Linked DNA regions of Homo sapiens: region 1 is linked to region 2. A link is a loop called in an ENCODE intact Hi-C map of the cell type or tissue named here. Cell type or tissue: IMR-90. All regions are shown on one strand. Links, peaks and the distances in the headings refer to the core of each region. The heading gives the core; the rest is flanking DNA.

Region 1 (5,381 bases), core at 289-5,288, 49 kb before region 2:
CTCGACATCACTAACCAAACCACAATGAGGTTATCATCTCACTCCAGTTAGAATGTCTACTATCAAAAAGACAAAAAAAAAATGCTGGTAAGAATGCAGAGAAAGGGAACTCTAATATGTTGTTGATGGGAATGTAAACTAGTACAACCATTATGTAGAACAGTATGGAGGATTTTCCAAGAACTACAAATAGAGCTACCATATGATCCAGCAACCCCACTACGGGAATTTATCTAAAGGAAAAGAAATCATTATATCAAAGAGACAACTGCACCCACATGTTTTATTGCAGCACTATTCACAATATTCAAAATATGAAATCAACCTAGGTGTCTAACAGCAGATGAATGTATAAAAAATGTAGTATATATACACAACGGAATGCAATTCAGCTATAAAAAAGATTGAAATCCCATCATTTGCAGCAACATGGATGGAACTGGAGGACATTATGTCAAGTGAAATAAGCCAGGAACATAAAGTTAAGCACCGCATGTTCTAACTCATAAACTCATATGTGGAAGCTAAAAAAAGTTGATCTCACAGAGGTAAAATGTAGGACGAAGGATACTAGAGACTGGGAAGGGTAAGGGGTAGGGAGGGATATGGAGAGATTTGTTAAAGGATACAAAATTACCGCTAGATAGGAGGAATAACTTCTAGTGTTCTACACCAGGAGTCCCCAACCCGCAGATGAAGGACTGGCATCTGTCCGTGGCCTGTCAGGAACCAGGCTGCACAGCAGGAAGTGACAGGCTGGCAAGCGAGCATTACCGCTTGAGCTCCACCTCCTGTCAGATTAGCAGCGGCATTAGATTCTCCTATTATTGTGAACCCTATTGTGAACTGCACATGTGACAGATCTAGGGTGTGCACTCCTTATGAGAATCTAATGCCTGAAGAGCCTGAAGATCTGAGGTGGAACACTTTCACCCTGAAACCATCATTCCACCCCATCTGTGAAAAAATTGTCTTCCACAAAACCGGTCCCTGGTGCCAAAAAGGTTGGGGACCACTGTTCTATACCACTATAGCATGACCATAGTTAACAATGATATATTAATATTATATAGTTTCATATAGCTAGAAGGAGGATACTGAATGTTACCAACACAAAGAAATGATAGATGTCTGAGATGATGGATATGCTAATTACCCTGATCTGATTCCTACATATGTATCAAAACATCACTATGTAGACAATGAGTAAGTATAATTATTTATCAATTAAAAATAAAGTTAGACAAAACCAATAAAACAAAAATAAACAAATATGTAAAATTTACAAAAATTTTCTTAAAAAAAAGACTTTGACAATCAGTGGGCTGAGCCATTTTGTGGTTTCCTGCTTCTAAAAAAATTGGATAAAAAATAGAACAATACGCAGTAACGGACATCACCAATATATTATAAATTCCTTGATCGTCACTTTTGTGAACTTATACACATTAGAAAGTCAAAGACTTGATGATCGAAATGATCAACGAGATGAAAAACAAAGGGCTATAACTTCCCCTGAGTTGGAGAATAGTGTTCAAATGTCACATCCAGTATCAAAATGCAAAAGATATTTTAAAGTAGCACTCATGAAACAGTATAGCCAAACAATCCATTTAAAAAATGGATCACCTGAAAGAAAAACCTAGAGAAAAAACAAGTTTTCCTGCCATGGGAGCATTATTCATTCTAACATACTCTGTCTTCTACTGCTTTCTCCAGTTTAAGTTATACATTATTTGGCAATTGTAGCAACACTTTGCTTTCAATATTGTGAGAGGAACTCTTAGTTAAAAAAATGAAGGACTTGGACTCTGATTTCTAAAGTCTCCTCCAACTAACATACTATTTTCTTTTATTTTTAATTTTTTTTTAAAAAATTTCACAGGTGTTGAATCATTTTCTTTGTTCTGAACTATCCTCATGGTATAATGGTATATCTCAAGAATATAACTCAACTCATGACACACACACAAACACACACGCAGACATATATGGAATCACATAGAGATCAAGAGATACGTCTAATGAATGCTTACCTGATAACGTGTTGGCTGATTGAGAATGCTGTTAAAACTGTGTGATTCAAAAACTCTTGAGTTAGACTGAGTGAAGAGGTTTAACTAGGAAAAAATACAATTAACCTAGTAAATTAGAATACATTCATTTGGAATAAAAAATATAATCCATTTATTCTCCTTGATAACATTTCTGGAGTCAACATTCCCAAGAAACATTTTGTGGAAGTTGAGCTTTGTAAGTGATGTAATATATTCCCAAAGGTTAAAATTACTGTGAGCAATATGCTCACATTTATCAAAATGTTGGCAGGATGTACTACTGTAATAGAACTATTTAATGGAAAATATATGTTAAAAATTGGCTCATAATAAACATAATTTTCCCTGGGGACCTTGTATACTTTATCAAAATGTACTCAAGGCATCTAGAAGGCCAAATTCCATAGAAGTTTGATCTGTTCCTGAGCCTAAGTTCCTCTTCTAGATTTGAATAGAAACATATTGCAGGTTCAGATGGCACCATTTGGTATTTTGCAGCCCTAAAATATTAGCCAAAATAACACATCTTCCAAAGCATCTTGGCCTTATGCTAAGCCAGGTTCACAATTTTGGAGAGAATTGGGCTAAAGAATTTTGGTTTCCTTTTCTTTTCTCTCTTTTTCTTTTTAAGGTTTAGCTTTTGAGTGGGTAGGAACAGGAAGCAAGAGGAACACACAGGTAATACCTAGTCTTCATGTATACGAGCAGGGCCTCTTATCTGTGGCCAAGCTCTGCCACTGTAAGGTGTGATTCAAACACATGGCCCTCTAGCCAAAGAGATGATTTACCTCACCACCTAACTTCCCACCATTATAACTCAGGAAGGTGTGGGATGCTAAGAGATAAGGAAGTGCCACTGATAGGCAAGGACCTTCATTTGTTCTCTTACAATTGTGCCTGGAGAAAACCTTAGCTAACAAAGTTAATTCTCCAATCGGCCACTGGAGGCCAGTATCTGATTGCTGACTGAGGTTAGCTGTCTAGGTTAGCTGGAAAGATTTCTTGAGGTTCCTTCCTCTCTTCTAAAAAAGAGAAATAGAAAAGTATAATTTCTCCAAATTTCTGCTGCATTCAATACATGAAGAGTATCTATGAATATGAGTAATATTAAAGAGATGTAAACAGCTATATGCAAAATTTTTAAAAATGAAATCAAAATTTTATTATTTATTGTGGCAGTTTTTAACCAGATATGGGAAGAGTGGGAAGTCGAGGAACAAGCCTCCTGAGAGATCAGTGTCCAACTTTCTATTTCCAGCATCTTCTCTGAGAAAAGCTATTCTTTCCTGTCAATGGTACGATACAGGCAGGAGAGGACAGCCTAAATGTAATGCTTCCTTCTTGTTCCTGTGAACAGGCTGTATTTTCTTTACAGTGGTCTAGGTAGCCACAAGCCTACTGCGTGTGCTCTTCTCAACCTGACGTTTAGTATTTTCCCTTCTACATTATGATAATATCAGGAATGAAGTCAGTGAGACCTGTTGCCTACAGAAAGAAAACTCAAGGTGTGTTCTGTGAAGTGCAAGAGTTGTGAGCTCCCACACTTGAGAGACTTTCTTTTTTGCAATAAAGCTTCAGTTAATAAATCCCCAGAAAAACAAAAGTCCCTCAAAGCAAAGTCAATTTCAGTAGCAGCAGGAGCTGCCCAGGATGACAACTAGAGCCTGGCTCCTTTAAGAGACCAGCTACCGCACAGCTGAAGGTACACCTCGCTGAGAGGAAGTGGGCCAGTAACCAAGGGTGGACTCAGGTGCTGAACATGAGGCATCCAGGTGCCGCAGAGAGAGCTAGGCATCTGATGCTAAAATACTTGAATTCTGCACCTACCCCACACTGGTCAGTTAATGTGACCTTGCATAAGCAAATTATCTGAATAGCTTCAATTGTCTTATCTATAAAATGGGAATAATGATAATACCTACCTCACAGCGTTGCATGAGGTTCAAATGTACAGGAAAGCACTTTGTAAACTGTGAATGAGGAAGGGCACTGATATTTGTTGAGGCTGGAATTTTGTAGATCTCATGTAATCCTCACAACAACTCTACAAAGTTAGACAATTGTCTACAATTCGTGGACAATTAAGGCTCAGAGTAGTGAAGTGATTTATCCATGTTCCTTGTTAATAAGCCCTAAGTGCCACAATTCAAATCCAGGTCTAATGTCGAAGCTCTCTTCTTTGTCTTATACTGCTTCTCACTACATACATGAGGTATTATTTTAAATCATGGGCTGTCACAACCAATCGCTGACTTGTAATTCAATAGCCTTAAGAGCCCATATCCAGGTCAAACAAAAAAAGATTTAAAAGGTCACTTTCTTAAAGAATACAATTCTTGAAGATTCACAACAATTTTAAAAAGCAATAAATTAAATTGCACTAATCTTAACTTTTTCGCCTAGTTTCAACGAGAAAAAATATCTACCTTCACTCAGGAAGGCCTATGCTTTATGGGGATAACATTGATATCTCGTGGGCTTTTAGGATGTTATAGCTACAGACCATTTTCATAATTTTAGAAAAAGTTATATTTTAACTCTACACATTTGTTCCTGTCTGCCTCATTCCCTATTATTTAGGTTCACTCACATCCTTCTATCTATACCATTCTATCTCTGAAAGTTAGTTCATGATAACAAAGTATGATCATGAAAATTATCTTCTTTGTTAAACTATGACTCAACTGAGATAACTCAAGGGTTTCTTGCTTATTTATAAAATGAGTATTTATGGTTATTTGAGGATGCTCTTGGGCCTGTATCTATTTTATGACACTAATGGAAAAAAGATTATTTAGTCAAATAAAAAGTTTCTACAAAAAAGGAGAATATGGTGGTGGTGAACTATACATAAACCAAGAAGGCTAGAAGTTTAAACTATTTAACTTCAGAATAACAGTTGAGAAGCATGGAACATACAAAAACAAAGTGTTTTCTAACAGTGACTTTTCTGGTTACTTTTAACAAGTTAAAGGCTTTTTTGTTTGTTTTTAATCTGGCAGTTTATATGATGTTCTGATCAAAAGCAGGGCCTCGACTCAGTGACTTCTTGAAACATCATGAAAATATTTAGTATTAGTCTGTGAAAGACTGTGGACTAGACAGTTACTTTTAACATCTTCTAAGTTCACACATAAAAATTATTGAACAAACATCAGAAGACAAGAAAAAAAAGACAGAACATTTATTTTAAGGTCTTGGTAAGTTTTCGATACCTACCCTGGACTTTGAGTTACCCATTCCCATTTCTATATCCTTCTGAAGCCTTCTCCTTCTGCATTTGGGAAAGTTAACAATTCGCATGATGAAATAAACAAATGATTT
Region 2 (5,371 bases), core at 372-5,371:
AAGGCCTCAAGGCTGGGTGGTGCAGTGGTTCATGCCTATAATCACAGCAACTTGGGAGGTAGAGGTAGGAGGATTGCTTGAGCTCAGGAGTTAGAGACCAGCCTGGGCAACATAGTGAGACCTCATCGATACAAAAAATTTTACAAGTAGTCAGTTATGGTAGTGTGTGCCTGTAGTCCCAGTTACTTGGGAGGCTAAGATTTGAGGATCACTTGAGCCTAGGAGTTTGAGTCTGCAATGAGCTATGATTGCACCAACTGCACTCCAGCCTAGGTGATAGAGTGAGACTCTGTCTCAAAAAAAAAAAAAAAAAAAGAATTAAAAAAATAAAGTCCTTAAGTCTAATGCCATGCTGTGCTGTTCTTAAAAATTAAACTATAACTGTAAAGAAAGCCGCCTCTTTCTTAATAACACTAGTCAGTCTGGACTCAAAGTCCAGACTCATGTCCCTAAGATTCAACAATCACTTGGAGAATCTGATTCCCTCCAGGGTTGGGAGGGAGGGAAGTCCTGCTTCCAGTCTAATGCCTGAGCCAACACACACGCTAAGCCAAGACTGGAACATTTATACAAGACCAGTGCCACAGAAACTAACATACAAAGTGTTTTAGGTAATCTGAGTTACAAGGCATTGTGGACTCATTTTTGGTTCCTTGATCATATAAAGGTGAGTATCAGAAGATCTATTATTGATTTGCCAGGGAAGCGTTAGAACATTACTTTACATCTCTGTGTACTAATTTCCTCATTTGGTAAGTGATGACAATGATTTAAAAAACTGCTTTAAAGAGGAGCGATTTAAGTGAATGAGTATAAACGACAGCATGAAGTAGTATATAAACACAAATTAACTACTTTTATTAAGACAATTTTTTGGCAGCACTTCCTCTAAAGAAAAACTAAACAGGATTTTTTTTCTAGAAATCTTTCTCTGTTAAAGATAACATTGCTGAAAAATCTAATGATTTTGTGCATGTATGCTAATACGTGCAAGGACTGATTCTTCTAACAGTAGAGTCATAAGTTTTTCTCTTGATCTTTCAGTTTTTGAAGAGTGTGCATCGATGTTATTTCTTGCTGCTTTTTCTCCCTGCCCTCTAAACAAAAGCTTTTTCCCTCAAAATCTAGCTTGGACTCCCTTTGTTTCTCTCTTCACACTCCTTTGAGTAATCTCATGTAGTCACACAACTGTGTAACAATTCCCATCAGACAGCTTTAAACTTGTATTTCCTTTTCCCTGCTTAACATCTCTATCAGAAATATTTGATCATTCACTATTCCTTTAAAAAGAAAAAAAAAAAAAACAAAAAGAGAACTATCTGAAAAATCAGATCCTCACCTTTGCTTTTTTCTTGTCAACAATGGCATCAACCATGTTGGTTATCTGGGTCAAAAATCACTAAATTGTCTCTGATCCTGCTTTCTCTTTAAAGCCATCATGGATAGTGAGTTGCAAAATTCCATAGATTCTAGCTGGTTTTTTTTTTTTTCCCTCAATTTCTCCCCTTTCCATTCCACCAACACTACACTATTACAGAGTCTAATCTCAGCCTGGACAGTTACAGTCATCTCCTAATTTGTCTCTTCACTTTCTATTAATTGCCACTTCAATCCAGAGTGGGTTTGCTCAAATTACTGCTACTTTAAAATAATCAGTGGCTCCCTAGTGCCTCATCCTGGCATATAGGATCCTCCGCACTAATGCCTCAAACCAACATGTCCAGCTAAATCTCACTGCTCCCCTATACATATCTATGTTCCAACCAAACTCAACTAATATTCCTTAAACATGCCTGGCATTTTGGGGAAAGAGAGGGCTTGAATTAAGTATTTACCTTGTCTCTGCTTCTTGTCCTATCTATCCTTCAAGGCCCATAAAGGTTTCCTTGATTTCCCCACAACTTAATGTTGTCCTTCTCTTCTTCGCACTTGACCCTTTATAACTCTTTGCGGTTTTTTTTTTGTTTTTTTGTTTTTGTTGTTGTTGTTTTTTTTTAAAACGGAACTGATTTTACTCTAATTTACAGCATAACTGCTCATGCCCAGTCTCATTCCCACCTCTCCCTCATGAGATTGTAAACTTCTTGAGTACAGGAAAGTTGTCATGCTTATCTTTGTGGCTTGCAGTACCTAGCCTACACTTTGCAAATATGCACGCTTGAGAAACGCTTGAATTGAGACTCATGAAAACTGCCTTCCAATATCTTTTTTGGAATTCATCACATATACTGAATAACTGAAACATTTTTAAAAAATGAGGCCGTCACTACAATGACATATTACTTGGTCCTAGGTTTGCAACCAATTGGGATGAAGGAAGTCTTGGTTTGAATCAGTGGTTCAATCAAGAGTTCTATCAACAGGTAAAAATAATCTTGTTAGTGATACAGCAGGTGACACTTTTCCTCCCAAGTCAGTCTATTTAAAATTTCCACATGGAATAGGGCAGCATGGAGCAGTGAAACCAGCAACAGAAGTACCCCGAGGAATTATCCTGGTAAAGGTGGGATTGTACCCTCAGCATCCTGCTCAATTTTAAATTCAGCTATGCTGTTCCGTCTCCTGAAATGACCCTGGGTATCCTTCTCGGAGTCCATCCTAGGGCTGTCGTGTTCACTTTTAAACAACAATAAATAAACACTGTTTATGAAACAGTGGCCGGATTCTCCTCAAAGGTGGAATAAACAGCTAATCTCTGTTACAGAGATCAAGCTAGTCTCCGATGTTACCAAGTGACAGGCCTGAAATAAACATGAAGAGCTTGCTGCCCTGCCTCTAGAAGAAACGTTTTTAATGTATATCTCCTTAAAAATGACTGGGTCTTCTTCTCGACCTCTACAAAATAAGTATACCACAACATTTACTTGCTGAATTACGTAAAGTTAGCAAACATATACAAAAGATGTTCTATTAGCAGTGAGACAGCAAGCCTACAATAGAATTTGCCCTAGGGTTTTGTGTAATTGACCTCAAATTTCGGAAGGCAAAGTGAATAATCTCTGCTCCGCCCTACTTTCTCAGATAAGAGTTCCGGTGTTTCATGTAGTCAGGATTTAAGGTTTTTAAAAAAGAAGAATTTTAAAAGGAATAAAAAAACAGCTACGTTATAAAAACCAATTTGGCAAAAGGAAAAATGGACAATGTTTTAAAACCTTAGGGAGACGGGGAAGTGAGCTGGTGGCGCTTTCATCCCAAAGGATATACCTTCCCTCCATTTCCTGGGCCGTTTCCATTCCACGCTTATCTTCAGCAATAACTGAACCACATCGGGATGCGTCGCTCATTTAAAATCAGAACTCTTCCCTATGGGATCTACTCCCAGCCACTGATTGTGTTCCTGTGTTCTACCGGCAGGTCCAGCCTGACCAGGCGCAGACTCTGCGCGCGCGGAGCAGCGCGCGATCCTGGGGATGCAGGGGTCATCCCGGAGGTCTCGGCCTCGGGCGGTGGGCCTCTCGCCGGCAGCAGGGGGCGCTGCAGAACCTCGGTCCCCATCCTGGAGAACCACCTCCCCGGCTCAGCCGGTCTGCGCCGCCCGCCACCATCCGACCCCAAGTTCTCTACCTAGTTCTGAGCGTTCTTCCTAAAAAAGACAGTAAACCCTGCGGCACTCCCAGTGTTACGTGACAGAAAAAATACAGAGCATCTCACCCTGTGAAACCGATCACCCTCTTTTTATCTTCTCTGCGTCTCGCACTGATTAAAAGCTGTCTCCAAGATTGGAAATTAAGAAAAGTTGCTCTTTCTCATGCATTAGCGCGCCGACCGCTCCTTCGTTTAGAAAGAGAGAGAGGGAAAGAAAGAAAGAGAAAAAGAGAGCCCGCGCGCCGGGGCGCGAGCCGCTGACCCTGCACCGCCTGGGAACCGCAGTCAAAGTTATCACTAAAGCGGTTCCCCGGCTGCCCGATGCCCACTCTCTCCCTCAGGGGACCCTATAGGGCTTCGGTTCCAGTTTTACCCCAAATGTGACTGAACCACAGAGAGACGAGGCGCCTGGGCAAACCTTCAACCCACACCCTGTATCGCACTGTCCCCTCCCTACTCCCCACTTCTCTGCCCCCGCCCCCGACGTCCCAGAGCGTCGGAGGGGACCCAAGTCCACGCTGGGACGCCCGGGAGGAGTTCAGGGTTCAAGTGCGCGCCTGGGTCTGTGCACATCTTCCCCTTCCTCGGCCTCCCTGGGTAAGCTCGGGACCCCGGGGTCCGTCTTCCAAGGGGTGCCCAGCCCTGGCAGCAGTCGTGCGAGCTCCTCGGCTCTAATACAGGGAGTGGCTGCTCGCCAGGATGCTTGTCTGAAGTCAGTGTGCCCGCCTGCGGGCTGTTCCGTGTGCTTGAGCCTGGACAGAGCCCCTGCCACGCACTCGGCAGCCCCTGTGTCCCTCCACCGCGCGGGACCGAGGGGGCGAGCCTCCGGCCGAGGTCTGTCCCCTCCAAATCACTCCAAATCGAACTGCCTGGCCGTACCATGTGGGTCTCGGAGGTCCCGGGCTCGACGTGGAGCCGCCCGGCGCGCGCCTTCCCGCCCCCCGCCCGGCACCGCCCTCCGAGGCGCGGGCCGCGGCCGGGCCCGGTACTCACAGGTCCGGCCCGTGGGAGAAGGGCGGCGGGCAGTAGCCGTGCGGCTCCCGCTGCGAGGGCGCCGAGCGCGGCTCCAGCCCCCCGTTGACGCCCCTCCAGCCCCGGCGGCGGCGCTGCGGCTCCGCGCCCTCGTCCTCGCCCTCGTCTTCCTCCTCCTCCGGCGCCGGGAAGGTCACCCTTGCTTGTTCTTTGCACTTCCTGACCTTGGTGGACATCGCGCCGGCTGCGGTCCGAGTGTGGGGGTGCCGGCTGCCGGCCTCCTCCGCCTTCGCGGCAGTGCAGTCTTCCCGCGGCGCCCCTTCACCACCTCCCGCGGCTTCCGGGGCCCCGGGCGGCCCAGGGCGGGAAGGCAGGAGCGGAGAGCGTCGCGGCCCGCGATCCAGCAGTTAGAGGCTAGCGCCGAAGCCGAGCTGCCGCCGCCCACCATCAAACCGTGGGAGCAGCTGCCGCGGCCGTGGCTGCGACGAGGAAGCCCGGGGCCGAGCGGGGCTCTGGTGCTGGGAGAGGCTCTCCAGCCCCGCGGCGGCGGCGATGCCTCCTCGGCGCCCGTCTCCTGTCTCCGACAGCATCACTTGCTAGGACAGCATCGTTACTCAGGGAGAAGGAGAGGGAGGGCGGGAGGGGGAAGAGGAGGGGGAGAATCAATTCCTTATCAGACAGAGCTGGAGAGGAAATCAGACAGACCGCAGGTGGGGAGTAAAGAAAGAGAAACTTCCCCTCCCCACTCTCTTTCTCTTCCAGAGGATCTAGGGCCCTTTTTGCATCTACAGAAACAAGTTTCCTAAGGAAGGGA

What was found. Hi-C counts contacts between places; a loop is a spot of excess contacts. Peaks named below come from ENCODE experiments on the same cell type or tissue, not always from the same donor. Only the 100,000 strongest peaks of a DNase experiment are listed, where the experiment ranks them.
Region 1: a loop joins it to region 2, with 3 times the contacts of the local background. A loop is called at or near these places in 5 of 110 quality-filtered maps.

Annotation. Positions count from the first base shown.
Region 1 is chr4:121,897,576-121,902,956 of GRCh38, forward strand. It overlaps TRPC3 (transient receptor potential cation channel subfamily C member 3), which reads right to left. Exons shown (of 12, transcript NM_001130698.2): 9 at 5,277-5,381; 10 at 2,037-2,120. Among named protein-coding and RNA genes, the nearest start is that of BBS7-DT, 30 kb to the left of the region's middle. In IMR-90, for the core only: a CTCF peak has its summit at 3,010 (motif pointing right); a DNase peak (open chromatin) is centred at 3,026.
Region 2 is chr4:121,946,888-121,952,258 of GRCh38, forward strand. TRPC3 (transient receptor potential cation channel subfamily C member 3) reads right to left here and starts at 5,173. Exons shown (of 12, transcript NM_001130698.2): 1 at 4,579-5,173. The coding sequence starts at 4,793. It overlaps LOC102724158 (a long non-coding RNA gene), which reads left to right and starts at 4,095. Exons shown (of 3, transcript XR_427598.4): 1 at 4,095-4,182. RefSeq lists silencers at 3,384-3,493, 4,764-5,033. In IMR-90, for the core only: a CTCF peak has its summit at 3,471 (motif pointing right); a DNase peak (open chromatin) is centred at 3,504; H3K4me3 peaks cover 2,077 bases; H3K27ac peaks cover 1,373 bases.